2 separate regions of the Homo sapiens genome follow, and region 1 is linked to region 2. The links are chromatin loops, found by intact Hi-C in ENCODE. Cell type or tissue: Calu3. All regions are shown on one strand. Each heading gives the region's core, and the rest is flanking DNA. Links, peaks and the distances in the headings are about the cores only. Region 1 overlaps LINC01818 (long intergenic non-protein coding RNA 1818). Region 2 overlaps RND3 (Rho family GTPase 3).

What was found. Peaks named below come from ENCODE experiments on the same cell type or tissue, not always from the same donor. Only the 100,000 strongest peaks of a DNase experiment are listed, where the experiment ranks them.
Region 1: it touches region 2 in a loop (6-fold over the local background); 3 of 110 quality-filtered maps call a loop at or near these places.

Annotation. Positions count from the first base shown.
Region 1 is chr2:150,207,004-150,222,633 of GRCh38, forward strand. LINC01818 (long intergenic non-protein coding RNA 1818) reads left to right here. Exons shown (of 4, transcript NR_187172.1): 2 at 7,331-7,409. Among named protein-coding and RNA genes, the nearest start is that of LINC01817, 42 kb to the right of the region's middle. In Calu3, for the core only: no CTCF peak of the experiment used is centred there; DNase peaks (open chromatin) are centred at 7,848 and 11,338.
Region 2 is chr2:150,471,694-150,487,323 of GRCh38, forward strand. RND3 (Rho family GTPase 3) reads right to left here. Exons shown (of 6, transcript NM_005168.5): 2 at 15,575-15,630; 3 at 15,001-15,088; 4 at 3,182-3,291; 5 at 1-68. Among named protein-coding and RNA genes, the nearest start is that of RND3, 8.2 kb to the right of the region's middle. RefSeq lists a silencer at 6,522-6,816. In Calu3, for the core only: no CTCF peak of the experiment used is centred there; DNase peaks (open chromatin) are centred at 5,831, 7,551 and 8,675.

The DNA of each region.
Region 1 (15,630 bases), core at 4,322-12,321, 260 kb before region 2:
AAAAAACCAGAAAATTGTTTGGGCAAGAGTGTTGGATCCTTTTAGCTAAATTCAAACTGTGTCCCAGCTGACTTGTCTTCTGCCATCAGGTCCTTTGTTGTGTTGGCAGCCTCACATTGAGCATGTCTGAAATGTCACCAGAGCAGTTCCTTCTGCTGAGTCTTGAGGACAATTAGCCATTGTCATTACCTATAGGTGTTAGTGGTACATTCAGAAGATTTCACATTGCCTGGATGCCTGAAGAACATGTACCTGGAGGAATTCCTAGTATGGTTGCACTTAGCCCCATTTGGGGACCATTAGAACTTAGAATCTTTAAAGTGTCACTCCTGAAAAGGAAAAAAATAAGCATAGACAAGGGATTTCAGAGAAAAGCTACTGAAAGAGCACTGAGGTTGATTGAAATGGTGGTCCACCTGCTTGTGATGCAAGGAAGTATCTTAACTCTATTCATGCAACAAATCTTTATCTTGTACCTACTATGTGCAAAGTGTGGAAAGAATATCTGATAGGATTGTTGTGAAGATTAAATTGGATAATATTCGTTAACTGCATAGCCCAGTGTTTGAAACAGTAGTTGCTCAGCAAATGGTGACTGAGATTAGTGGCAATAATCAAAGGCACACTTCCATATTTTCATTACTAAGCACAATCCATATTTAAATTGAAATAATTGTAGAATACCTACATGCAAAGATGTAGTCTGCACAATTCCCATTTCTAACAGAAAGGACAGGTCAAGTCTCCTTTTCCAGACTTGTAAGAACCAATTTAAACTTTTCAGTATACTGGAATTTTGATGAATTAAATATTGTTCCAATAATAATAATAATGTATTTTTATATAGCTTAAAAAAACATTTTCACATTCATTAACTCAATGAATTATTGCCAGTAGGCTTGGAAATCTCCCTGTTTCATAGAGATTTTGGTATGTAAAATTTTTCTTAAATGAATTTGGGCTGGATCAGAAAGTGAGGTAAAACAATTAAAATATCCAATTTGGGAGAATTCTTGGTAGGTTTCCAGCATGTCGTTCATTTTTGTAATCAAGCTGTTATATGATCTTTTTTTTTCATTATGCATGAGCAAATAGACTCCACTACAGTCAATTTGAAGCAATTATTATCTCTGGCACGATATAATCAAAAGGCTACTGCTATTTGTTGAAGGATTCTTTGTTTGCCAAGATTATTAATCAAGTTATGCCAGGAGCACATACAGTGCTGCTTGGCACTCAGCAGCTGGCCCGAGCAACAGGAAAATAAATCAGAATTCTTGGTGCTTGTATTTTTTAATATTCCTGCCAGTGTGGGTATTGGAGAACATTTCACATTAAATAGCACTAATTGCCTTAATTGGCTTATGGCTAACAGGCCCACTGTACTGCTGGTGTGTAGTCAAAGTCATTGGGTTTACTGGGAGCACTTAGATTCTTACATTTTCAGTGGTTCAGGTGTGACACACAGAGCAAGACAGTTGCAGTGCATGTATGACCCTGGTGTCTTATAGAATAGTGGGGTGTGGTGAAGGTAAGAAGCCCCCCCTGATTAGCCTGGGGTGGCAGCTCTTCACACAATCATTCATAGTAAACAACTCTTTATAGAGAACACATGAAGGTTTATCAGCCAGTCTTGACTAACTCCCAGAACAATCCATGAGAAAGGAAGAGTTCTCACTTGCTTGGAGGGCAGCTGTATTTGCAACTGGTAGAACTCAGCTTTGCTTTTAGGTGTCTAACAATAAGTGTAATAACACTGGCGAAATTTAAATTGCCTTCCTATTTCATCATGTCCCAAATATGTAAATCTTGATCCTGTCTTCATTGCCATTGAGTGTTTTCATTTTATTTTTAGTGAGGTATGTCATCCCAAAGGGCAGCCTCGTGGCTGGGTGAAAATGTGCCCAAGACTGTTCAGCAGACTCAAGAGAGTACAGCCACCCCTGTCTCCGTTAGCTCCTTTGTCAGATTGCAAATGCTAGAAGTTCTGCAGAAAGGGCTTCACCCCTTTAAAATGCAAATGGACCTCACCCATGCACACGCAAAATGGCCATGTAAACTTTCATACATTCACATCTTAATATGCTTGAGTTTAAAATGCTGTAAAGGGACGTGAGGTAAACACTCTAAAGGAGCTCCTAACAAAAAGGGATAATGGACAGGTGTAAATAGGGAAGAGAGCTCAAGATGGGAATCGTTCCCCAAAACCATTACACTCCACTGCTCTCAAGTAGTGAAAGTGTGCTTTATTTACTGATTAATGTAATTAAACCCAAAAAAGCAACTTCTTATTATACCTACACATTTAAGGAATAATTTCACTGCTAAGTGGTATTGAAATCACATGTGGCTAAGGAGGAGCGAAAGTATTAGAATAACAAGGTTTGCCATTTGTAGTGGAAATTAAGCTGAAATTTCAATTCAGGAAGCATTAGAGTCACATCTTATCAAAAGGGGAAAACTCACCATTTTGGGCGTATTTGGTACGTAGACAAAATTTTGAGCCTAAAAGTCATGACTGCGATATGCCAAGTGCTGTTTACACGCTCACTGGAGTAATCGATGCCACCTCGCTGTTTGAAGGACCTGGGGGTCTGGTTTTCCAGAGATGAGGAGGTGGGTTTCAGTCTCAGCCCTACCCCTGCGTGACCTTATCGGGGCCACTCTAGGGAGGGCTCAAGTCTTTTATTCTCTATCTGCCCTGGGAAGGGCCCCATAGCACACAAGAGTAGCTAGGTAGAGATCACTCAAATTTGGAGATTTTTACTAACATAAGAAAGGGTAGAAAGGAAAAATGAAGCCACAAAAAACCCTTAAGTGATAGAGCAGTTCAGTCTGTTTCTCCTTTTCTCTGATGTTATTACATCTGAAATTTATAATCACTTCTTATCCATACTTGTGAGCAATTAAGAGCATCTGCCAAGAAAAGAAAGGAAAAACTGAAAGTGAGTAATGGAATTGATGGCAAAGCAGGGAGTTGTTCGTGTTTCTTAAGTTGTAGGTTTATTAGGAACACATTCTTAACGATTAAAAGCAGTGGTTATTTTCATCTTATGTTCAAGTTTTAACCTATTAAAAGTAAAACATAGGTAGACCTATTTTTTTCTATCCCAGATGAAAGGCCTCCTCATTACAGTTTTCAATGCCAATCTGTTTGAAAACTAGCACAAAATAAATGCATTCTGAAGAAAACTATTTCTAAAGTAATCCTATTACATTTCTACCTCTTTGGATGCTCTGGTAAGTAGAATATCCTTACAAAATGTAAATGTATTCCGTTTTTTATTCTTTCAACAAAAGTCTGTTAGGCAGTCACTATCTGCCAGGTGTTGATCTGGACTCTCAGGATATAAAGAAAATTAAATCCATGACCCATGTCTCTGGGTGGCTCGTTGTTTATTAGGGAAGATCTAATATGTTAAGACGCTTTTGGTTGCAAGCTGCATCTGTAGCTGTCTTCAACAGTGAGGAAGGGCATTGAGATATATTACAGGAAAGCCTGACATAAGGCTGTTCACGGGGAGCTAATCCAGTGGGCATAATGTCATCAAGAGGGTCCTTTCAGACATTCAACTCTGTACAACCCATGGTGTGCCCATTTCATCTTCTGGCTGCTTCTCCTAAGCTCATGGATGTCTGCGGGTAGCATCTATGTTTTCTTGCAGTGGAAGAGACAAATAGCTTCCTTTGGCTCTTAAGAATCATGAAATTCCTTGCCCAAACAGTAAACCATCTTGTATGGATTTCAATAGCTCAGATTGGTTCAGACCTACAATATCTCTGAACCATTCCCAAGTAAGGGGCTGGGATTGCCATCATTGGTTTAGCCTAATCAGGGTCCATCTCTGCAGCAGGGACCCACCAGATTTCCCTGAAGCATACTGGCCATTCAGAGAAGGGTTCTATTAGGCAAGAGGAGGGAAATGGTTCTGGGCTATAATGTTTCCCTCTTTATCTTTTGTAATACTAAAAGCTATTTCAGTAAAGTAGGACTTGAGCAGCTGATGATATGGTTTCTGAAGGATATATTTTCTGCTAGGCTAATGGTTCTTAAACTTGAGAACCTGGAGGGCTTTTTAACATACACTTTTGTTAATTCTCAGGCTGTACCCCAGAGTTTGCTGATTAAAGAGGTCTGAGGTAGAGCCTTGGAATTTGTTTCTAATGCTTGCAAAAATGCTGGTGAGAACCACTGTCTAAGATGTTGCATCTAACAAAGAATTGGCAACCTTTGATTGGCTAAGATTACTATGAGAGTTGGACAAACCTTACTTTAGATTTTAGAAACATTTCTTTTCATGAGTCACAGTTTTTCATTTACTTTATCATTCAGATGCCTGGTTAGCCTTGAAGACATTCTTTCCTCTTTAAGATATGCCCTTGTCAAGTTACACAAAAAAGTCCTCAAACATCTTTTGAAAGTTATTGCTACTGTTAGTCTAACAGTCTTCAAAATTATCTTTAATAGTGTACATGTGAAATGTAAACTTTATTATAGCCAAGTTTTAAGAAAGTTGCAATTCACATTTCTGCAATTGTGAAATATCTGTTATTGTGTAAATGGAGCTCTTCTATTCAAGGGAAAATATAGTACTGAAAACATTGGAAAACTAATGGGATATAAAAAGATCATGATGTATTGACTCTCCACATGTTGAAAACAGTCTGTTTTTTGACACCAAATACAGTAATTTAAACCATCTCTTTAGCCCAGTTTAAATAATGGACATTTGTTTAACTTAAGCAGTAAGATTGGAGATCTCTGTCACTGGAAACTTGCTACATTTTCCAAGACAATTTGAGTTGGCAGTTGAACCACTATGGCCAGGTACTATTCTGAGAACTGTATCTATTTCATTTAATAAATATTTTAAAAAGAAAAAAATCAATAAGAGCTTTTTTTTTTTTCTTTTTAAGAGTCGAAGTCTTTTCTGTTGTCCATGCTGGAGTGCAGTGGCACAATTATAGCTCACTGTGGTCTCAAACTCCTGAGTGTAAACAATCCTCCTGTCTCAGCCTCCCAAGTAGCTGGGACTACAGGCAAGTACCCACCACATCCGGCTAATATTTTTTCTTATTTTTTGTAGAGCAGGTGTCTCTCTCGTTGCCCAGGCTAGTCTCAGACTCATGACCTCAAAGAGTCCTCCCACCTCTGCCTCTCAAAGTGCTGGAATTATAGATGTGAGCCACTGTGCTGGACCAGTGAAAGCTATTTTAAAATGTTTTTATAATTTTGTGCTTCTCTTTTAGTGGCTGCTATGGTCTGAATATTTGTGTACCCCCAGATTCATATGTTGAAATCTCCTCCCCCAATGTTACGATATTAGGAGAGCAGGCTTTGGGAAGGAAATTAAATCATGAAGGTGGAGCTCTTACGCATGGATTAGTCCCCTTGTAAAAGAAGCCCAAGGGAAATTTTTGCCCCTTCCTCCATGCGAGGACACAACAAGAAGATGAACCAGGAAACTGGACCTCACTAGAACCCAGCCATGCCTGACACTCTGGAATCTGGGACTTCCAGTGGGTGGAATGTGAGAAATAAATTTCTCTTGTTTATAAGCCACCCAGTCTGTGGTATTGTAGTTTAGTGGCCTGAACAGACTAAGACAAGGACCTAGAAAAGATTAAGATTCACAGCAAAGATCTTTTAAATATGTCTTTCCTTTGCTTAAGACCTTTCAGTAGCTTCTGCTCACTCACTGCATGAAGATCTAGTTTTCTAATGGCACCAAAACCCCACGTGACTGCCTTACTGGTGGAGCCTAGCCTGGGGCCCCTCTGCCCAGAAAGTTTTGCATCCAGCCGCTGACTTTCCTTCTGGGTCAGGGCAGAATCATGCTCCCTCCCACTGTGGGTTTCTGCACACGCCCTTCCCTCTGTTAGAAAAACTTCCTCACACCACACTTGCTTGATCATCCTATTCACATAGTCCACATCTTCACATCTGGACTCAAATCTCACTTTCTCAGGAAAAACTTGCTCTGTCACTAAGATTTGTGGAATGAATACATGAACACAAACATTTAAGAGCCTATTATAAGACAGGCATGTGCAATATGATACTTAATCCTTCTGTCCAGTAATCAGCCAGCTAAAGGCAGCTGCTGCTTCAAACGTGAGAACTATAATTTGCTCAATATTGTGCTGGAATGGTGCTGAATATGGGACCTCATATGCTTCTAGTAAGCAAAGAAGAATGTTTTCTATTTCTACAAAGAAAACAGGATTATCACACACTGTCTGCCTTGATTATATATGGTCTAGTATTATCTAGTAGAAGGTATGTTTTGTTTCTCCATACCTTGGTGAGGCATTAAATTGGCCTCACCGAGAAATAGTATTAATTTGAGTAGTGCAACAGAAGCTCCCTTGGAAAATCCAAGTAAGAGTTTCTCTGCCCATAAATGCTGATAGGAAAAGCAGTTAGTTCTTTTCTTTCTTTCCTGCTCAATGCTTGACCCTCTATTGAACTTAATAAAACATAATAATGCATATGAAAATGTTTTAATGTAAAAAGCACAAAATAATTGTACGGTGCTATTTTTATAAATAAATGCTTGATGAAGGACTTAAAATGATGCTTAAGGAATATCCAGAGATTTTTCTAAACTCTGTGTAGAGCAGGAAATTTGAATTTTTACAGAAAAGAATGACTATGATTCATTAAGAAAAACAACTAATTTAAGACCCACAACTTAGATTACATTCAGTGAAAATGGCTCCAAATTTAATGTGAAATTAATTTTTTTAAAGAATAACTTCTATAACATTCAGGAGAAGCCTGAATTTAAGACATCCCCCTTTCTCTCAGCTAGGCCATGACATTCAGTCTCTCCATTTTCATTGCATGGTATATATTTTACATCCATATCTTAATTGAACCTTTGTCAAGGACAGTCTTCTACCCAGAGGAGATGGCCATGCTCAACATCATGGCTTAGACTTGAAATCTGAAATTGCATGTATTCTTAGGATGCTAAACCATTTCGGGGTTTTATTTTAGCTCGTAGTCTTCTAAGGCATAACCACTAAGATGTGGTTTAAAGAAACATTGCACAAAGTTAAAAGAAAAACAAATTTAAAGATAAAATTTCAACAGAGTTCTTGGAATTTTGGAGATGTAGTAAACATTCAGAGCAAGGCTAAAAATTATACCATGTTTGTGAGATTTAGATGAATCTAAAACTGCAGGTTTTCTAGAAGTTTGCCTACAAACTCTAATGTGCTATATCTTTTCCTATAAACAAAGCAAGTAAAGCTTAAATTACAAATCCATGTAAAGTTTCTAGAATTTTTCTTTTAAGACAGCTTTTTGTTATTTCTTTTTCAGCCTGCTGTACTGCCACTGCCCAATATATAATATTTCAGGAAACATTGCTTTATGAAGGGCTCCATAACAGTTAATGAAGGTAAGTCTGTATGGCATGTTATTGTAATGAATTTTCTGGTGAAAATTAATTAGATGTGTGAATGTGTGAATGCTAACATTTATTTACATCCCAGTCTAAATGTTCAAAGAGGTGTCTGTTATGCACACAATTAGAAGCAATGATGCATTAAATTGGCCTCACCAAGAAATAGTATTAATTTTAATAGTGCAATGGATGCCCCTTGGAAAATCCAAGATAAGATTTTCTCTGCCCAGTTGCCTGCTTTTGAGACTCCTTGTCTGACTAAGTCACTTATTTACATAAAAGTTGGTGGGAAATTGAGGATGGAAGGGGAAAGTGCATTTCCTATTTCACATCATAAGGCTGGCTAATGTCTCATTAACCTATGGACTTGCTCCCAATTCCTTTTGATTTGCACTGTGCAAACAGTATCTAACAACTCCTTTTGCAAACAGTCAATGACCTTTTAAACCAGGGAGGGAATTCCTCACAGCTGGGAGCCCTCTGTTTCTGTGTTCTTTTTAGAAGTGTTACTTTCCTTAAACTATAAAGAAACAACAACAGTCCTTCCTCATTCCCCGGATTTCTCTTAGTTTCAGGTAAGTTCTTGGTAGACAGGAACCACACAACCCTAAGATGAGCAGTAGAGACTTCCTTGCTAGCTCAAGCACCATTCTAATATTCTGGGATTATTTTTAATTTACACTGGGAGTTCACTGGGCTGCCTTTTAGTCATATATTTAGGTTTGAATATTTTAGTATTCTAGTGCTTCCTTATGTCACACTATATATAAACTAGTAAGAATAATGACTACCATCTATTGAATCCTAACCATGTGTGAAGCACTGGGCTAGTATATTACATGGACTGTCTAATTTAATTGTCTCACAAATGCTATGCATGCATAGGCTTTATTTACATCTCCATTTCATGGGAGTGAAAAGTGGTGCTCAAAGGCTAAATAACTTAACAGTTGGTAAGTGTTCGAACTAACTGGGATTTGAACCAATGTTTGTTTGTCCAGTATGCCAATCAGCCAATGCTAAATGTTTAGGTGCAGTTTGCATTATAATCTTTAACCACATTGGCTGATTAAATAATAGTTCTTTTGTGATTTTCTATAATGAATATCTTATTGAATCCTCTAAATAAATTTCACGTATGTATAATACAAAAAATCCCAAGAGATATTGAATAATAAAAATATTGGCCGGGCGCGGTGGCTCACGCCTGTAATCCCAGCACTTTGGGAGGCCGAGACAGGTGGATCACGAGGCCAGGAGATAGAGACCTTCCTGGCTAACATGGTGAAACCTGTCTTTACTAAAAATACAAAATAATTAGCTGAGCGTGGTGGCGGGCTCCTGTAGTCCCAGCTACTCGGGAGGCTGAGGCAGGAGAATGGCGTGAACCTGGGAGGCGGAGCTTGCAGTGAGCCGAGATCGTGCCACTGCACTCCAGCCTGGGCGAGAGAGTGAGACTCCATCTCAAAAAAAAAAAAAAAAAACAAAAAACACCACAATTACATATTGTGTTGCACACAGGAAATAAAGATTGTGATAGTTTGCAGCCTTATAAGTTTGCAAACTCCCTCTAAATTAAAAAAAACACTAAATTATACATTTTGTGTAAAGTAATTGCTCATGTAACGAGCCCCCCACGCCATGCTTAACCCAAATGTCCTATTCTCCAGAACTGACAGCTTCACAGAAAGAAAGACAGCAGTTAATGAACTCAATAACAAGGCTGAGTTAGAGTATGTACTAGTCTAAGAGAAACTTCCGAGTCAAGTAACATATTTCAGTAAATAAAAAATGATTTCAGACAGCTCCAAATTCTAGATAAAACTGTTTTGCCTCAGAAAAACATTTCTGGAAGAAAAATGGCAAATTTCATCATCCCTAAAAGTGTGAACACAGTCAACACTTACAGCCTACACCTACCTGAACTTTAGTTCTTGTAAAGCCAGTGAGAATTTGACATCACCTCAGGGCAATGAGGATGAAACTCTATTATGAATGTGTAGGACTAACTGAGGACCTCATCACCACATTTCTGTCTAGTCTGTTATCCACAGGACTGAAGAATTTGATCAGTATTCTCCTCAATTTCCCGTATAGGAAAAAGACAGAGAAAGGATAAGAAACATGTGAATTTGTATTCTGAAAGCAGAATAGAAAGGAAAAGTACATCTTATTAAGACCTTGGCAAGTGGCAAGTACTATAACGTTGAGGTCAAATCTTCCTTGTTTACAAATGTAATTCTATGGCAAAGCTATTATAAACTGTCTTATGGTTTCAACCTCATGTAGGTTAATTTTACATCAACACACATAAAATTTAAAGCTAAAGGAAAATTGCCAAATAATTCCAGGATCTAACTTTATTTGTCCAGTAAATATTGTTAATCACCTACGGCTAAGCATTGCGGTGGGATTGGAGGTGGGGAAGTAAGTAAAATAAGTAAAACCTTCTCTCACTTTAATTGCATCTGTGAGATTTTAAAATTGTAACATATTCTCTGTGCTAGTTTTTTAAACAATTCTGATTCTACAAAAAAAATTTCATTGGGATCATTCCAAAACATATTTGTCAAGGTGGTCTGTCACTGTGAGGGTTTATTCTAACTTTTCACTTCAATTTAAAAAAATGATAAACCTTATTAACCATAGAGTGACTGGATTATATCAAGATCTATAGTGTAGTTCAAATGTTGCCTCCTCACCAAAGCCTTTCTTGACTTCCTCAAGTGGATGTAATATACTCTTTTTTTCTGAACTTCCTTGTCATTTTTTTAAATTTTCAGATAATCATTGATTTAGAAACAGTTAAGATATAACTGTAAGATATAATACAGAGATTCTGTGTACCCTTTACTCAGTTTACCTCAATAGTGACATCTTGCTTAGCTGTAGCATAACATTACAATCAAGAAGTTGACACTGAGACAATCCATCAACTTAAGATTTCACCAGTTTTGAAAGCATGCAATTATATATGTATGTGTGTAATTAGTTCTATGTAATTTTATTACATATGTAGATTCATGTGACTACCACAGTCAAGATACAGATAGTTTGTTCACAAGACTACATCATGCTATTGACAGCCACGTAGCTCCCTCCCTACCCCCATCCCCAGTCTCTAATCCCTGGCAGCCACTAACCTGCTTTCCATCTTCATAATTTTTATTGTTTCAAGAATGATATATAAACGTGTTATATAATATGTAACTTTTCCAGTTGGCTTTTTCACTCAGCATAATTCCCATGAGGTCTATCCAAGTTGTTGTGTGTGTCACTAGTTCATTCTTTTTTATTACTGAGTAGTATTCCATGGTGTGGATGTACCACAGTTTGTTTAACTGTATACCCATTGAAGGGCATTTGGATTGTTCTCAGGTTTTGGCTATTACAAATAAAGCTCTATGAAGATTTGTGTGTAAAAAAAAAATGTATGATATTCCCAAATCTACATCTTGGAAGAAACATGCTGATACAAATTTGTAGATATAAAGGAGTTATAAGCCACTGGTAAAATCAAATCCGTAAACTCCTAGGATGAGGGAGAACTCACAGATCATCCAGTTCATTCCTCACACACAGACATAATATGTTAATATTGTATACATTATTGTCATGTGTCTGCTTGAAAATTGTCACTTTTCCTTTTGACTCCCAAACTTGAAATGATTCTGTTTCAAGTCTCTCATCTACCTCCAATGAATCTGAAAAAAAAAAAAAAAAAGGGATTGCAATATTCCCCACCTGCAAAATAACCTTTGAAAGCAGTATGAAGAAAAGCAATCAGAAATGAGTTGGGCAAATTGGAATTCTGTAATAATTGTGGGTAGTGGAGAGTTCAAGTTAGGATATCAGATTGATTCCTAGTTTCTTAACTCCCTTGACTGGTGGTTTCCAAGGTTAGCTGGAGGTCTGGTTAAAAAGTCATCTCTGGCCCCACCCTCAGAGTCTGTGATTGAGTAGGTCTGGGTGGAGCCTGAGAACTTACAATTCTATCAAATGTCTAGGTGATGCCAGTGATATTAGGGTGGGGAATGAGGCACTTTGAGAACTTCTGCCATAGATCACTAGATAATTTATTTTAACTAGCTGAGCTTCAGCTTCCACATCTCCAAAAGGGAATGCCGTTACCTTTACAGTCTTACTATGAAGACAAATACCTTAGCACACAATTCCTCCTACATAGTAGATGCTGAAGAAAATGTTTATTTCCACCCCGTATCAACTTACAATGCTGAAATATTTGGGAACTCCTAAATAATCCATATACAATAAAAATATAAGTGGGGATAAGTTTGAATGTGTTATATGTTTGCTTGCTGTTTTTTGTTTGATCAGTGTGATTTGATTATTCCTAAAGTTTCCATTCTTCTAAAAAATAATCTTGATTGCTTTTTATTAATTTTTTCTATCCTTCACTATAAAAATCCAATATCAAACTCATGAAAAACAAGATCTCTATTTTAGGATCCTGAATATCCACTATCTACTAATAGGCTATAATTTTTTGATTTAAAGGTATCTTAGAGATTATCTAGCCAAAACTGCCCATTTTATAGATGAGAAAACTTACCCAAGGTCATAACGCCATGTAGTAGTGACTAGACCTCAGGTCACTCAGGCCACTAGGCTTGACCTGAGTGACCTGAATCTGGTCACTTCCTGAAAAGGACTTCGCAACATTTTTGTTTATTATTGAACAATATTTCTATTAAATAATAAGTTGGCAGGAAGGGGAAGCAGGCAGGATCAGGGCCTGGCCTCAGTGTGCCTGAGTCCCAGTGATTATGTCTGGCTTCTGTAGGAGCCTGCCCCATGGGAGGTGGAGCCGGCAGCTTTAATCACTAGAGGTGTTGGGTTAGAGTTGGGTAGGGGGCCCAACCTGGTACTAGGGGATGACTGGGAGAGCATTAGAGGACCTGGATGTGGGACAACATTCACTTCCACCAGGGCAGGGGGCCTTGGTTGGCCTCCTGGGGCAGGTGCTTGGGTGAAGACTCCTCTTTGGACTCCTGCATCACCACATCTTCTGCAGGTGCCTGTTTGGCCTCTTGTCAACCATTCTGCCTTCCCTCCAGGCTTCAGGAAATGATGCTCTAGTATCCACTGTCTAGAGTGCACAGCCCCCAGCAGTGGGAGCAGATGGGGGAGGTGGCGGGCAGCAGGGCCATCTCCACTGGCTCAAATCAGCAATCTCTTCTTAACTTCAGGAAAAAGAATACTGTTGCTTATCCTTGCCTTTATTACTTTAACTTTGGGGAAGAAAGTACAGTGTCTCTTTAATAAATAATACTGTGAATTTTTCTGCAAACACTTTTGCTGTAGAAAAAACTGTGTTCTTGTCACACAACCAGGAAAGATTAGGCTTGCACACACTTTGAAGGGTGAGGGGGAATGGAATTAATTGAGCGAAAAGGAAAAAAACTCAGCAAAGCAAGAGGGGTTCCAGTTAGCAGGCCCCCATCTCACAGATTGAACCCCAGGTCACCACCCAAGAACAGGAGAGACCAGGCTCCTCCCCTCTGCAAATGGTGTGAACTTCCTGAGGCCCCACCCCGTCCTCCCAGTGTGCAGGTGGGCACTATTCAGAAAGAATCAGTCGGGAAAGGGCAGGCTTCATCTGGAAGGGGCAGTCCAGTTTTTCAGCCTTCAGGCTGTTTTAGGCTTGAAGTAGGGGGTTTTGCAAGGGAGGGGGACCCTTGGCTGCCTCCTGTCTCTATCTCTTCTACTTTGATGGTATAAAGCTGTCTTTGAAGTAAAGATTCTTCTAAGGACTGGAGATTTCAGGGATTCCCAGCAGCACTCCTGTGATAAGTTTTCTCATAAAACACCCACCTTGTTATCTTGTCTCTTCTTGTACCTCTGGTGATTACCAGTTATTACGGCACAGAAAGAAAATGGGAGATAGGAATCTCAGATATCAGTAGGTGGGAAATATCCTTTAATGTTTTTACTCGCCCATTTTCTGGGTTGTTATTTAAACTATTTTAATCTGTAATTAAAGCCATCCATGAATATAGCAAGGTTCAGTCTGGAAATGATCCCTACTACCATCGATGTCCCTAAGGTTCTTGGCATCTGGGGGAGGATATAATAAAACAAATGGGAAGAAAAACAAAAGACTATTTAATAGTGATAGTCTATGCTGGTGATTTTGAACCACTGAGATTCCCAAACTGAGTAAGAGAAAAAAACTAAAGGGACTGTTACGCACTGAATATTTATGCCTCCTCTCTCCAAATTCATATGGTGAAATCCTAACTCCTAATGTGATGGTACTTGGAGATGGGGCCTTTGGGAGATAATTAGGGTTAGATTAGGCAATGAGGCTGGGACCCTTGTGCTGTGATTAATGCCCTTATAAAGAGGAGGTGACATGGAAATCCCTCTCTGCTCTCTAACATCTGAGAATACAGTGAGAAGATGGCCATCTGCAAACCAAAAAAAGGACCTTTGCCAGATGCCAGGTCTGTCAATACCTTGGCCTTGGACTTGCCATCTTCCCCAAACTGTGTCAAACAATCGTTGTTGTTTATATCATCCAGTATACATTTTTGTTATAGTAACTGACACTGACTAAGACAGCAACTGAAGTTAAGAAGCTTGGAGAAAATAAGTCTGAAAACTCACTTTTTTTCACACTAACTGCAGAGGAAACATAGGAAAAAAATTGTATATATTGCAAGATGAAAGGTATATTTAGCTATACAGAAGAGCCTTATAAAAGCAAAGAAATTGTTATAAAAGTCATGAGAAAGTTGCTCTTGACAGAGGAAAGAGCCTGTGGAAGTACACACACAGGAGAGACGGGGCCTCTTAGGTGTCACCACATTCCATTTCTTATCCTGGATGGGTTTGGGTGTTTGTCTTAGAACTATTGGTAAATGATACAAGTGCTTTTATGTACTTTTCTGTATGTATATTTCCTAATATTTTTAGAGCCTTGTAACAGAGATTAAATGTCTGTTAGATGTTTGGAATTTCTGTCGGAAATCTTGAAGAATTTGATTGGAGTATGTTATTAGTAATACAGATAAAATAATATTTCCTGCAATAGCATATTGCTGCCATTTGTATGGCCCTTGATTTCTCACGTTGCTTTTTCCCGAAAGGCTGAATTTATTAGGTGCTCTTTTTAATATCTTACCATTATCATTTATTAGATTTTAGTCATTTATTATGTGCCTAGGTTTTCAGGAACAACAATAAGAAGTAAACCAAAAGTGTTTACTGATTTTATTTTGAAAATAAAATAATGAAAAGTGACACTTAGGCTAAAAAGAAGTTTTAAAATTTAGGTTTACACCAACTGAAAAACATGAAGAAGAAAAGGAAGGAAGAAAGAGATGGTAGAAAGAAAGGAAAGATGAATGGAAAAGAAAAACTACTACTTGTGGAATGCTCAGTGTATGCTAGATGTCTTCATTGGTAGCATTGCATTTACTTCTCAAGGATCAGGAGAGGCCATTTCCTTTTTACAAAGGGGAAAAAAAAACTCCAAGAGGAGAATTTCTTGTACCCCTTCAGTTCGGTGGCATGCAATCTCTAATGTTAGCATTTATTAGGAAGGGGGAAAAAGGCGATGGAGTCCAGGTCTGGTGGTATTGACAACCTTCCAATTAAAGTGGCCTTTGAAGAAGTTTCAGTTGCTTCCTGTCATTTCATTAGAGACAAGGATTGGGAACTCCATAAGGTTTCCACACTTGCACTTTTAAAACCAAAGGGGCTTACATTAATACAATACATGTGAATAGATCTTTTCTTCAAAATCTGACATGTCACCTGGCTCCACAGAGAAGACAAACTCACACCTTATTGGGGGATGGTGGAATAGACTTTTGAAATTAGGAGAAATTGTATGATGTGTCATTAAATGCAATTTCTTTTTAAGAATTCTCTCATTGGTAATTATTCTTATTATGTAGGTGGACAGTCTCTTAATATAGATAAAGACCTTTGCAGCTGCTCTCATCGTCGGCCTCATGTTTAATATGCACTTTGTAATTAGTGTGGATGTAAAGCCCCACATTTGCAGTCAGCCTCCCTTTCTGTCAGATCGGTTTTTAATCTGGGCTATGTTCAGCTGCGAAAGGCTGATAAGCATTTCTGAAATCTCTGTACATGACAAACAGCACTTTAATCTCGTCTTTCAATTTCCAGTGCACTCATTACACAAATTCAGCTCAAAGAACCTTGATGCATGAAAATTAGCCTT
Region 2 (15,630 bases), core at 2,693-10,692:
AGATCAGACTTGCAGCCGACCAAGAGCATTTTGGTATTTGGACAAAATTCCTGGATTTCACCTTTCCACTATGAAAGAAAAAAAAAAAAGATTAAAAATGAACAAAGTAACGGTATCCATATCATGAAAACCATTTCTCCACTGGCTGACATTAGAATGAAACTCAGAAAAGATGTTAAAAATGGAGTGTCCCTTGAGATGAAGAAGCAAACTTTGCATTTATCTCCTGAACAGATGTGAAGTTTTACTACTTTTTAAGCATTAGAGAATAATTATGTATATTATGATTGATTCTCCCTCTCTGTGACTCATCTGTTGCTACTGAAAGAGACTTGGTAGATGTTGTCCAAAGGTAGCTTCAATAATGTCTTAATTATTGGTGTGTCTCTTAAAGATAAATGTGTCTTAAGAATAATTATATATCCTAACAAGTGACCACATCCTTCGATGTGTGGATCTGATCCTCCTTCACTAGAAGGCTGGGGATAAGGCAGAGGCAACACTAGCACAAGTATGCATTCCCTGATCCCATCATGAAACACTGAAGCATGCCACCACGAGCTGAGGCTCTATTTTAAGTACCTGAGATAGTTAATAAAACAGAACATCCTGCCTTGAAGGAGTTTCTGTTCACATGGTTGCATCAACACAGACCATGACATTTGCAAAGGAACATCTCTTGGGTCATCGGGAAGGCAGCTGGTCCTGTAGCTCATATGCCTTCAAGTTAGTTTAAAACTATTTCAATCTATTCCAATTTGTCTAGTTGTTTCATGATCTAACAAGAATTATTAGAACCTTCAGCAATGCCTGGCTTGGAATTCCAACTGTCCTCTTTAAGAACAAGCAAGCAGCTTTTTGTGGCTTCATTTCCTCAAGCTTGAGCTCTGCAACAGCATGGGAGTCAAGAGTTCAGGGCGGTCACAGGAGATCTTTGGCCTTTGAGGGCAGGGCCTAGAGAGGCTGAGATGGGGAAGTGGCGCCTGACTCTTCCCACCCACATTCACAAATATGTAAGTGTTCTACTAAGTACTGTGGCAGTGACAATGATGACTAAGACATAGCTGTGTCTTCTGGAAGGAAATTCACAGAATACTGGGGGTGATGAAGTCATGTATTAAGTATAACACTAGATAAGAGGGACATCCTGCAAGAATAACTTAAAAGATCACTAGAGGAGACATCTCCAAATCTAGGGGTGTACTTTGGGTAACGAACTCTAGTGCAAACTACACCAGAGGATTCAAAGGAGTAATATACTTTCCATAAGAGCCCATTTTGTCCACTTATTCCTCCCTTCCTCCCTCCCTCCCTCCCTTCCTTCCTTCCTTCTTTCCTTCTTTCCTCCCTCCCTTCCTCTCTCCCTCTCTCCCTCACTCCTTTCAGAATTATGTAGGAACACCTACCACATGCTAGGTGGCACTGGCATTAGAAGTGGAAGGTGAACTGGAAAAAAAAAAAAAAGAAATCCTCCCTACTTCAAGTCATTCTAACCTCCTCTTTGATAGTGAAGGACTTAAAGGGTTCCATTAATCAAGACAAACCGCAGGGGTTATCATGAGCCTTAAACCTCACAGGAATGTAAAACATACTCATTAATATCTATAAGCCCAAAGTCACTATTCATTTGGTCTTAGAAGACAAAAGCAAAATAAAACAGGAGAAAGGCTTTTCATCATAAATTATGCATAGCCTGATACTACATCAAGTAAAATCTCTAGTAAATAAGCAACCCCTTTTATCTCCAGACAGAACTAGACATGTTGTTATGTTGCTCTTCAGCTGTGTAATGACTTTGGCCTCCCTCTGCATGTCTAGCAATTGTTTACAAGCATTAAAGACAGGAAAGGTGTATTCCTGCCTGGATTTGACAAGCATTAGCATTATTTGTGTTAGATATGTATTACTCAAAATTGAAAGGAGCTAAAAAGGAAAAAAGAGTCTTTGATCTATTAAGAAAGAGATCTACTAAGAGTTTTATTGAACTCTGTTTGTAATATTTAGTAGAGACAGAAGGATTATTATACTTCAAATCCTGATTTCACAATGACACACAAGCCAAGCAATCAAATATAATAGGGGAATGTAAACTAATAAAAACACACAAAATACAAATAAATTCCACTAAAAATTAAAATGAAAAAAACAAAACCAACCTAGCCACACCTGCATGTTTGTCTTTCTCAATCCATACCATACTCAGACTGGGCTGCATGGGTCACCCCTCAGTTGACACTGCCTTGCTCTCAGCCACATCCGGTGTTGAAGCCAGTGTGTGGAGGAGAGGGAGTGCTCCAACAAGGATCTGATTCTGAAACCCCACAGCACACAGGCCAGGGCTGAGAAAATAGCTAGTGGCTAATAAATGCTGATCCATGGACTAACACGGCATGTGCCTTCTACAACTACCTGGAGGCTGAGTCTCAACTGCTGAAGGTCAAGAAACGCCCCTTCCTCCCACTGGCCTCCCTAGTTCCTGTGACCCATCCTGTAATAGGTCCTCTTCCTCTTGATCTCCCCCTGGTTCCTTCCAACCATAGCTTCCTTAGTTAGGTTCCTACGGAACCTGACTTACCTTTGCCTCCATAAACTATGTGTACATTATAATATATAACATGTTTACAAGCACTGCTTCCATATTACTAGAAAGATACCTGGTCATAATTACTAGACAGATACCTGATCATCAGACAATTCACATTGGACACATCCCTATTCCTCCTACACTAGTTCCATTTCTGTTTCTAATAACACCATAACTAAAACACAGCTTCTTTGTTAAAATAGCCATTATTGCATTCCTTTCACTATCTGACTTGAGGTCAAATGTAAATCTGTAAACTAAGATGCAATCTGTTGAGTCACTGAAAGAAGGAAGGAACACATGAATATGATAGTAATCAAATATAACTGTTGTTAGCTGTACCATTTTTCTCCCAAAGGACAAACATGAAGGCCCTTAAAAGGTATTTTGTTTCAGAGCTTCATGAAATAAAATTTCAAGCAAGTTCATCATCAAAAAGTGGAAACCCCATTTTGGTGTGAAAGGGTTCTTTCTAGTGTTTAATTACAAATTGTAAGGCAGGGAATTGATTAGAGTCTTTGAGCTTCCCAACAAACCCCACGTTTCTATTTATACATCACCCAGTACTGAAGTGTGTCATCATTTCCCAGCACTTGCCTTTTTGAGGACACTGTCCAGGGTCTCTGGTCTACTGATGTCAAAGCAAATCAGCACAGCATCCGAATCAGGGTAAGAGAGGGGGCGGACATTGTCATAGTAAGGAGAACCTGAGAAGAAACAAAGACACACAAATTTTCAGATGAGAGTCCCCTTGTCTGTCATGCATTAACTCTACCCTTTCCGGCTAAGTCCTTTGACTGTCACATCACGACCCAACTCCCACTTCCCCTAATTCTTGGAAAAGAATTCAAACAGACACACAAAAGCCTGCTTAGAAATATATGATGAATGAAGCCTCACATGTGTCTGACATAAATTCAAGAAGAGGGCCAGGATCTTAAGTGAAATCTGTATGGTTCAAAGACTAGGGCCTGAAGTTACCTGGGTGAAGTAGGGAAGCACCTGGGGCCAGGTGGTCTTGTGTGTAAACCTGCCTCCACCACTAAAAAGGGAGGGGGCAAGGTAGCTTTAGGACCCTGTGCCTCTGATTCTTCACTCATAAAATGAAGATGCTGACAACATACATACCTGAGATTAAGTAAACCCAGGCAGGGCCTGGCTTTTAGTAAGGGATCAATACGTATTAACTATGGGCATTATGGTTGTATTACTGCTGTTAAAAGCTGAGTGGTAGCAAGAACCATAAACTGAACTACTTCTTGGGAAAGAGACCAAAACTCAAGATCAATTCTGACAGCAGGATAGGGGTGAATGAGGGAGAGAGGAAGAGGAAGGGTTCAACTATGCAAAGAGAAACCACATCAGTGTTACCCATCTCCAAGATGTAAGTTTACATAGGCCATTGACCTTTGAGCTTGCTTATTTTAACTTATCGCCAAACCCTATATAGATTTTCTTCCTGTTACAATCAAGAATGTAATAAATGTCGTATAGGATCATGTCGCTTTTTTACAGAGTCCCATCTCTGAGAGTGACACTGAGGCATGATCTAAGGATCTTAACCTGAATTAAGTCCAGGGTACCCTAAAGGTTCAAGGCACCAGCCAATTAATTTAACCACAGAACTCTCTAGTCAATCAAGGAAGTTTCTTCTATTTCTTTAAGAATTCCAAAGGATGGGCAATTACATGAGGCCTATAGTTATGAAATGATTGACTAGAAAACTAAATACAGCCTGCCAAATGCCGCTTGTTTAAGAAATCATTTTCCGTATGCTGACATTTCACAAGCATCACATGAAAATGATTTTACTAGGCAAATATATACACACGTATGTATCTGACTCCAGAGTAGAAAAAGAAAATCTAAACCACCAAACTCTTTTTAAAAGTCTATTTCATTTTGACATCACTTTCCATTTTGAGCAGAAAAACAGGACATGTTGTCCCTTGATAAATCAAAACCTCAATAGGCAAAGTCAGGAAGAGAGACTTAAAAAGCAGCTTTAGAAAAAATGTCACTGTTTATATTTCTATCAAAACAACATTTGCTTGGAGGCTGTTCTTGTGATCTAAAAGGCACTATAGTCAGGGGGCATCGCCCTCTATTCACACAGTACACTCTGGGTCCCTGGCATCTGCTATGGAACCCCAGGCAACAGTGCAGCTTTTTCTCTAGCTCCTTTACGATGGAGAGTGACAACTTCAAGCCACGTGTGTCTGCTAAGCAAGGAAGAAAAGAATGTTACAAGAATCAGGAAGAAAAGTGTGAATAAATAGAGAATTAAGTCAGAGCTGTTCATGAGCTGCAGCAGCTGCCTACCCACATCTGGAACCAGGACCCTGGTAGAGCAGAGGCTGACAGCTGAAAGATATTTCCCAGAAGCTTAAAGCGTTTAGAGTTTAAAAAGTCAAGTCATTTTAAGTATGAAGGTATATTAGAATGAGGCCGTCTCTGAAAATGACAAGCTGTGGCTGCCTTTTCAGTCGCTGAAAGTACTCTGAGGTGAAGAGAATAATTCACAAATAGTTCACCCATTTGAACATTCGAAAGGCATCAGAAACGAGATGGTTGAACACTATTTATGGCTACATTAGTATTTCCATATTAGTTCTAAGAAGTTCACACTTTCTCAACTAGAACCTTTCCTGTTTCTGTGTCCAAAGTCTAACTCTAGCACGGCACCTGCTGTAAACATTTGAATGACTCTTTCCAAACAGGCAGTCAGAAAATTCTAGATCATAGAGTGGAGCTCCAAATACTGGACATATAAATGAGAGTTTCCTCTACTCCTCAAAGTCCGCGAGAGACAACCTGATCCCAGACCCAGGAAGGCAAAGCTGCCAACAGTTAGGATTGTCAGAAACCTAACGAGGCTTCAGAGATCTCCTTTCCCAGAAATCACTCACATTAGGAAAAACCACTCTCTCCCTGTGGAGAGCTTCCAGTACAAGCAGACCTGGTATCTTTAGAGAACTGTTCCAGGTGCCTACCAGCTCCTTTCAGGATACGATTTGTATGATGTTAGAGTACTCACTGCTAATTCCAGATGTAATACTGCTCTATGACAATGGAGACCATCTTTTCCAAATAAAAAAATTAGGAAAAGCGATTGAAGAAATACAAAGAGGATAAAAGAGTTTAATTAAAATTGAGACTGCCAGGAAAATCCTGAGGAATGGTTTCAACATTCAGGCCACCACATGACTGCTGGGAATACCCCTCCCCCCTTTGTGGACTATGTTTCCCGTCCCCCACCCATTTTATGGCCACAAAGGAGATCTGGCTTTGTGCTCAGCCCTGAGTCACCTGCTGGAGACTGCTACCTACTAAAATCAAGTGGGCTGGCTTCTGTGCTTAGTGCATATATCTAAATATCTGCAAAATTTAGACTCTGGCCTGATTTTAAAATGAAACGGAGTTCTCCAGTTAAACCAGATTTTCAGGGAAGTTTGTATCTGCTTTTGTTTTTATCCGGTTAACAGTATAAGTGAAAATACATATGTAGTGCAAAGGTTTATGAGAAATAAACCACCGTGCTTGTGGAGGTAGACAGGTAATTTTTAAGAGGTTTAACATGATCTAATTAGGGATGACACTTTGATCCCATTCTATTACTTTTGCTAATGAACAGTGCTGCTTTTAGATCAACACGAGTGTCCAAAGGTAATAGTAAAACTGATTCCCATATTTCTTAGTTATAAGCATAATTTGACTGCCAATGACAAGAGTAATTTATTTAAAATAACAAGACCATTTATTCACTATATTTTTGATAGGTTAAGTTTATCTTGTCTTAGATAGAAATATCTATTGTCTCTATTTATTCACAGTGAAAAATATTGATATAGAATTATCAAGAACTGTCCCACCAGGAAAGATGTAAGTCATCAGCTCAGCAGGACTTTCAGGATAAAAAAAAAAACAAAGCAAAACAAAAAACAAAAACACTCACACACAAAAACACCTCCTGTGTAACTTTACAGTGTTTACTCTGTGTTTAAGCACTTGGAATCCTTCCTTTTCTTCCCCATAAAGCCCAAGAGACTGCACAAAGGAAGTAAGGCAAGCAAAGCTGGAGAGGGCACGGTGGAATCACAGGTATGCGTGAGACAACGCATGCCAAAAAAAAAGGAAGAGGAATTCCAGAAATGACTCTGTGAAGTGAGAAGCAATAAAGAGGGGCAGAAATGACACCAAAGGAAGGAGCTGAAAGTAAGTGGGTAAAGCAGGAACAATACCTGCCCCTAACTCCTATATCCCTCCAGAAAAGTCTTACAACACCCTGTGAAGCCAAACGGCAAAAAAAAAAAAAAAAAATTAACTTCTATAGGTGTTTTTAAAAGATGCACATGAAAAACTCCCAAGGTGCTAACTGTAGAACTAAACACAGCACAAGCAGGAGGGCTCAACAATTTTTACTAAGTATGAAAGTATTCAACTTTAACTGCAGTACATGGTAGGTATTGATATACACAGAGTATGTGCTCTAGTACCTAAGAATGCACTAAAGTCCAATAACATTTAGGGACTGCGTTTGGCTTGTCAAATGAAACTCTTTTTCAGCATGTGGAATAGGCTTCATGCATATGGAAATTCTCAGATGCAGCATTTCTCTGGTACTATATGAAACTTTTAAGCTCGCAACCCTATTCCAAGGTCCTTTTTAAGTAACCTGCCACACCTCTGAAGGAAAAACTTAGGGAAACTCTATATTGTAAAGAAACAACTACACTATATATGCAAAATGTGTACCCCGCTCACCCAGAAAATATAGTTGAAAGGCTTTGCTGGGGGTAGATTGGAACAAGTGTACACTTGGGGTTCTCTGAGTTGCTCAAGTTTGGCAAACATCAGCAAAGTTCTAGAGAGCTTTTGAAATTTCAGATCTACCCATCTTTGTATTCAAGATCATTAATTCTGGGTGAGAGCAAAATTTCCAGCCAAAGAATAGTCACAACGTGCCTCACCCAGAAACTAATTCTTCAGACACATACCTGCCTGCTGAAGTCACCCTTTCGCAAATATAGAACACACCATATATGTACATAATTAAATGTATATGTAAGAAGATTCATGCCCAAAAGGAAGGCTTTATGGAACCTTTTGCAAAGTACCAGTTTAAACACTGTGAGGCTTTAGAGGAGTTGGAGAACTGAAAACTCTTCTTGTTGAATATTTCATAAATATAATTTATTTAACTTGAACCTTCATCTGAAAAGCTTCCCTTTCCCCCTTAAGAAATTTTTACCAAGAAGAGTAAGCTAAAGCTATTGCATATTTTTGGCAGAGAAAAGTAGATTAACTTTTGGTATATTTAGTGACCACCATGAGCACATCTGAACGCAGCAGCAGCTAACATGTGAGAGGGCATGATCTGCCCAATTATTACAAGATTGCATTTCCTCATGCCATCTCTAATCAGAGGAAAAGGTTTAAATTAGCAGCAATCTCAAGAATGTGAATCAAGTCTGGGCAGAACTTTTGTATCTGACTCAGTGTAAGACTGTTTAGTTCTTGTTTCAAGTAGTCTGCACAACAAATACCATGCCTGCAAATATGCAACAAACACTCCCAGGAAGAATATGTTTGTTTCTTCCATGGATTCAGGTAATAGGAACTATGAACAGATCTTATAAAATTTTGTGGGCATTTATGTGTTGCTATTAAAATGGAATAAAGATTTTCTATTTCTGGGGGCAATGTAGATACAAAATTAGAAAGTCAGACAGGTAGATATGTTTGGCCTTTAAATAAAGTTTAGCTTTAAACTCCTAATCTTATTGAGGTACTTAAAAATATGTAAGAATCAAAATATTTTACTGACAGTGGAACCATGGTTAAGTCAAGAGCTTTAGGGAAAAGAGTATATGTATATGAATATGCCTAAAAGTAAATAGGGATAATGGATTCAAGTTTTTGTTTCATATGATATCTAAGAATCAGATTTCTTGGAGTAGAATCCCATGAGTGAATTCATCTTTCCACAAACTATGTCATCAGGCTCATTTTTCAAAACCAATGTGCACAACACCTGGTCAAACTTCTGCGTCAACTACATTCCGTGTCAATAAAATGTTTGCTTTGCCAAGGGAGACTCTGAGAAAGTGACCAATATGTAGCAACTGAGAAGTCATTTAAAGGACATCAGAAAATGACTGAGCCACGACTAATTCATTTGGCAGAGCCCGCCAGGCACCATGAGCTAACTGGAGAAAGTATTGGTTCTTGGTGTCATATTTACATGCAAAAGAACTGGATTAATGAGGAAACATCTGGTTATTTCGGGTGTTATCAGAATGACCAATTTGGATGCTTCATTGAAATGTGCAACTTAGCAAGAAACCAGATTGGAAAAAAAACAGCACTAAATGCGGCTAAAAAAAAAAAATCTACAGACAGATGTAGACTTAGAAAGAGCATTCATACTGCCCCCTCCCCTTTTTAGGAGGTTCCTTGGTTTAAATGGAAATTACTGCATGGTGGACAAATCTCCAAATGCAGTTTTATGTACTGCTTATTGGAAACCACCATACAAACTATCTGTTTTACCTTAACCCAGGTCTTTTACATAAGAGTTTCAGTGTGAAAACTCGTTAAGAATTAAACCTAGTTTTGAAACCCTAAGCTCCAATGGATCATTACTACCTGATGAAATGCTTGGTTTCCTGCAATTTCACAGTTGATATTCAAATCCCAAGCATCCATGCTTCTCTGGCTCCTTCATAAATTCTTAACCTCTTCCTTTCTCCAAGAACGTTAATTTAAGTTATAATTCTCAGCTTCCAGAATCTTGTTTTATCTGAGAGCCACTAAATGTAAGCGAGTTTCCACGTGGAAGAAACGTTAAAAACTTCTTAGAACTTAGTCAACTTCTAGAAAGGAAGGGAATTGTGGTGGGCCTCAATGACCATTAAGTCATGAGTTAGGGAGCCTGGGCTGCCCTTGTGGCCTTCAAGAACTCTTTGGATCTTGTTGCTCCTTGAAAAATCCAGGTTTAGAACCTCCGGGCTCACCATCCTATAAACAGGTATTACAGCACTAGACAGGAGGAAGTCTTTCTATGTCCTCTGTTTGTCCTGTGGGTATTCAAAGAAGGTTGTCAGGGAAGAAGGATGTCTTTACCCTGTTCAAATCTCAGTCTACTGGCATCTCCTCTCACCTAAACACCTGACACTTAATCCGGGCTTCTCATTTGATTTCTTTTGTTAGTTTGGGAAAGCCTGAATATTTTAAATTTTATTGTCACTCATGTTTTCACCATGTCTGTCTTATCACATGGTGAAACTGTGAGTACCTAAGGGCAGAAGCTGCTCTCACCCAGCTCTGTACTCCTCCCATAGCATCTAGCAGATTGTATGCACACAGAAAGCACTAAACCATGTTTACTGGTTTTATAATCATTTTTATGTCTTGTCTAGATGTGTTCATTTATATGCTAAATCACCAAAAAAAAAGGGGAGGGGGAGAGAGAGAGCAGTGATCCCCTTTTAAGCTGCTTTTCTGGATTAATTATATACTAATCTCCAATACTGCTGAACCATTTCCATCCCTGTTAAGAAATATTTCATTAGAGAGCTTGTCACCAAGACCATTCTTCATACTTGATGTACAATAATCTAAATATAACAGCTTAGATAGACTTCTGTTTATAGAGAAGTTTGTCCTCATATTAAGGCCATTAGGTAACTAAGATATTTTTCCTCTCTTTTTCTCTAAGAAATAAAGGATACCACCTTAAGTGTTAGTAATGCTAAAAACTAAAATAGGAAGTACTAACTTTAGCACTCAGGGCTTAAAAGAAACTTGGATCATGACAAGATTCGAAAGAGTGTTCATGAGGCAATAGCATAGTTATTGTGGGGAATTTAGCAGCTGAATTGAATATGTTAAAAGTAATAATAAGCCTTAAATAAAATGTGCATTAACTTGCCTTGGTTAAAAAGCTGGAATGAATGATTATTACTCCCTAAATCACATGTGCTGAAATTACACTGCAATCAAATCTCTTAGGAAAAGATACAGTGATCCTTAAATGACTACATTTCTATTATTAGTAGGCATTTGGCTTCATGCTACAAATTACTTCTATGCTTGGCAAATGTGGCCAATTTTGAAGCACAAGATATTAGAATTACTTTGGTCTTACTTATTACTTCACAATTGAAACTATTACCCATTGTTTGGCAGAAACTCATTGGGTGAAATTTGAAAATCAATGGGAGCATTTCTGCAACTATTAAGAATGTTCATTTTATAATGAAAAATATTTTTTAGGAAAATGAAGAAGTTATGGGCCTTAAAAATTCCCTCTTTTAGATGATTCCTACAGCATTTTTACAAAGGTTTTGTTTACTTTTGTTGGGGGGGCTGGAGTACTGTAGCCCTAAGAATTGACTGGCAAAATGCCTTTTGTAGTTGCTTTAACTGGTGTGTGCAATGGGCGGGGGTGGGGGGGGCGGTGCGGGGGTAGCTGTTTCCTATCTGAAGAGGATCCAGAGGATCTATAAGCCCTAGGATGTCTGACAAAGGAAAAACATTGCAACCAAGTGGAAAAGGGCACTGGGGTTCAAGGACCTGACAAAATTAGGTGCATCATGAGTTGTTAATGAAATACACGCTAAACCAGAAGAGCTTCTTTTTCTCCATTACCCCACCTGAACTGTCTGCTTCTTAGGAGCAGGACCATGCTTAATTAACACTGTATCTCTAAGGTCTTGACAGAGGGCCTGTTTATAGTGGATGCGGGAAAAAAGGAAGAGATGGATGGAGAAAGGGAGAAAGGAAGGAAATATTAAGTTACTGTGCCTTAAAAAGCAGGAAATTATTTTTTTTTCTTGGTGCAAAGAGACTTCACATATCCTACTTTCACTTGGTAGTCTTTCTCACATCCAAATTGGCAGAGTTTGCCTATGCATGATCATGACTGCTGGGGGCAAAAGTAGACCCCTTATGAGAAGCTGTCCAACTAAAGAGGCCAGATAAGAGAGGAACTGTTTCTGTCTTCTAAATGGTTGCCCTTCTGCTAGGAGGGTAAACAGGACAGGAAATATCATTCAAAGGACAATGTTCATCCCGTATCTCTCCCTATATAAGAGCAGTCAGGCACACCCAATTTTTCCTATATAAGTCTCTTTCACAAAGTTCTAGGAGGGAAATAAAAAGTGCAATTTATCTGACATTTAGAACTTTACAGACTTGGCTGGGATCTTTTCTCCAGAGTTATATTGATGGCCTTTGGAAAAAATAAATGTATCAAGAGGCATAAGGCATATGCAATTATTTTTACAATCTGAACTAAATAAATGTTTTAGTGGGCAAAGAAAATGTCAAACATTTACCAAAAAATAGTCCTGTCCAGAAATTTGCCATGAAAAGCTTGGAATTAAATGGAAAAATGTTAAAGATCCTTGAAATAATTAGTTGCTGATTCAATGGTTCCTGCTAGATATAAACAACAAATCACTTTTGATGGAAACAGGCTATTCTTAGAATTTAAGTAAGCAGTGCTTGGTGACTGTGTTTAACTAACTAACATTTCACCTCATGAACAACATAATGGAATTCTAAATAATTCCCTTATGCCTCTTTTTTCCATTTGTTTAAATCTAAATTCTAACTAAGATTTCATTACCGGATAATTTTGCAGTACAAAATTTTCTTCATCACATTTTCAAACCTTTATATTTTAGTTAAACATACATAAGTTTTGGTTTCATTAAATAAAAAGACAAGTGATTATTTCACTACAAATTCATTTCAGATGATTATCTTTAATTCGATGAAAGGCAATGTTTATAAAGTTGCCATTCTTTGTGCACAGGTAATTCAGTGTGAATAAATGTCAGGGAACCTCATCTCCTTGGCAACTATGCATATCATTACTCATTTACTCATTCATCAGATTTTATTGGATAACTGCTGTATGCAAGGCATTGTGCTATGTGTGCAGAGTCTACGAACTGCAGAGTTTTGATTAAATGCATGAAGATACCTGAAGTGGTATTTACCTGCACATACGAAGGACAGCCTCCAACTACAAACTGCCCACATTTTGGTTTATGTTCTAGCCTTTATCAAACAATGTGCCTTTTCTCCCCTAAAAGAATCAATTTAGCCCTTTAGGCATCTATTCCGAAATATCCATTGGTGGTCCTGTCACTCTTGAAGCTTGAGATAGGAAATGTATAGCCCAGCATTCCTATAAGCCCACCCATTCCCCCTCCCTGTCCAGATGGGTTTCATTCCTAAATCCACCAGGAAGCCTGGCTCTGCCCAGAACCTGGCTTGCTTTGCAGGCTGTGAAAACCCCAGCACGGGATGCCAGATCCCCTAAGACTAAGAGCTGAAGCCAACCAACATCCTGGGAAACAAAAAGACCTGCCTGTCCAGCGTAATAAAGCCAAGAAGTGTACAGCTGGGAGAGATCCTGCACATCATCTAGCTCAGTGTCCTCTTTTTACAGATGATGAAAATGAGACCCAGGGAGATAGGGGATTTGCACACAGAAATCCATGGTAACCAGGAGCTAAGATCTAAACACAGCTTTGTATCAACGACTGGTTCAGACACACTGCTCCACCCCGTGCCAAAATAATTTTTATCGTGCATTAGGTCCAAACAGGGCTGCCGGTTGGGGCAGGGAGTACTGGTGCTTATTATCGGTACCACACCAGCTGTGCCATCCAGTAGGCATAACAAATACATACCATGATATGTCTGGGAATCAGAGCCCATTAAGTACCAGGCTGTAAAATAATTCTGATAGGAACTACTGAAATAAGGAACCACTTGAATTCTGTCTACCAACACCTTCTCCAGAGTTTCGAGTCTGTGTACCATCCCCAACAGAAAACACGGCGGCAAAGTCCTGATTCTGCTGCCCTTGGAACGGCTGAGAAAGAGCCTGACTCCAGGGGGAAACAAAATCAGCCCTTCTCACTGCAGCAGTCGGAGCATCTGGCACCGACCATGAGAGGCGCTCGCTCGTGCGAGACTTCTCGCTTGCCTTTGTGCTGGGACTGCCTCTGGCGACCCTGTCAGTCTGGTTCCTTCCTCTTGCTCTCTGAACCCCCGCGTCCCTCGGGGGCTCCAGCGGTTCAAGCCCAGCGGTTCTGTGGGAAGCTCACAGAAACACCTCCACGAGGCCACTCCCCGCTGGGCGCGGCTCCACCTCGGGGCCTCCCCGCCTAACAGCAAACCTGCTTGTTGGCACTTGCGCGTTCCTCCTCGCCAGTTTCACCCGGATTTGGCTCGGTCCGCCAGCAACCCAGCTCCTTGCTAAATTCCCAGCCCTAAGCGCAGGGGCCTTTACCCAGCCTTCCCAGTGGGTCCTGCTTTTCCATAGCCGACACCCTTCTTGGAAACAAACTCGCTAGACACCGCTGGTTAGGGCGGCGGGTGCCTATGTCCCAGCCCAAGACCTCAGATGGTGCCCCCCTGCCACTCCCCGGCCTTTGACCTGGCCTAAACCCCTAACTCAGCCGGGGGGCCGGATGCCTTCCCACCGGGAGGGTACCTAGCCCTCCCTACCACCGCGCGCCAGGTAGGTGGGTGGGCGCATGGGAAAGCAATAACCCGGCCTTGAACCTCAGACCCATGAATATAACCCACCGCGGCGCCAATAATTCAAGTAGACTGGAAGGTCAAAGGCGAATAGTGTTGCCCGCGGCCTTGGAGGCAAGCCGAGTGGGGGATGCAATAGAGGTCAGGAGGGGCTGGTGTGGTGAAGGGGAAACGGACGTGATCACTGGGATGGAGTGGGGGAAAAAGGGAAAAGCTCGGTACAGGTGGGCACCGAGGCACCGCGGGCGGCCGGCAGCGCGAAGAGGAGGTTCAGCTGCTGCCCGGCCCCTGCGCCACCAGCGCATTCCTGGGTGTAGGCGTCACGGGCGCCGCGGCTGCCTGCGCTCAGTTTCTTTCCCTCAACAGCGGCAATTGCACGTAACCGCGTCGCCTCTGGGATTTTCTCCCGCCTCCCATCACCCCCGCGGCGCTCCCCGCCTCCCCGCCAACCAGCAGGTTAGATCTAGGAGGGGCGCCCGCCTTGAGCCGGGTGGTTCCGCCGAGGCGCACGCAGCGCCCATGCAACACCCCACAGTATCGGGCCACCTCGGCCGACCCAAGGCGACTTGACCACGACTCCGCGGGCGGACTGCGCCTGGCCACTAGTGGCTCCAACCGCGGGGTCACCCTGCGGGCACACAGCGCTCTCCTCTCCCCACTGCTATCTCCTCGTCCACGCTGTCGTCTGCCGCCCCCACCCAGAAGGGATACAATTTTCGCCCAACAGGGACCGTGGGAATCCCTTGGGAGGGGCGCAGACGGCTTGTAGCGCGCGGTTTCCCGAGACCCGCCGCGCATCCCCCAGCGACTGGAAACCCGCCCCAAGCGCCACGCGGTCCTCCCACTCTTACCCGAAGTGTCCCACAGGCTCAACTCTATTCTTTGTGTGTCGATTTCAAAACTGGCCGTGTAATTCTCAAACACTGTAGGAACGTAATTCTGGATAGACAAAATGGGCAAAAGAGGAAGGAAAGAGGGCAAAGAGGTTACGTTTAAACGCACGACACCCATTGAACACCCTTCCCCTCCCCGCTCCCCAGTTAAGAAAGAAAACCTTCACACATCAGACCACACACTAAGCACATGGACCCTTTCCGAAACCCCTGTCCTACTCCCCACTCACCCCACCCGGCTCTCACAGATCTGCTGACCCGAATCTCCCAACCCCAGGTTATGCACACAGGAACGAACAAGTTTCAGGAGCTAACCAGCCCATGTGCAGGCGCGTCCCAACCCTAAAAGCTTCCAGCGCACTTTCCCTTTCCCCGCAGTCTAATCAGGGGAAAGTAGTAAGGACCGAGAAAGACTTTTTTTTTTCTTTTTTTTTTTTTTTAAGGGAAAACGGATGAAAGCGGGGAGGCCCACCTCGGGACTGGGATCCCACTGGCCGACCCCCTCGTGGAAGCCGCGGCCGGCCACACTCACCTCGGGGAAGCAGTCCTTGGCGAAGACATGGAGCAGCGCAGTTTTTCCACACTGAC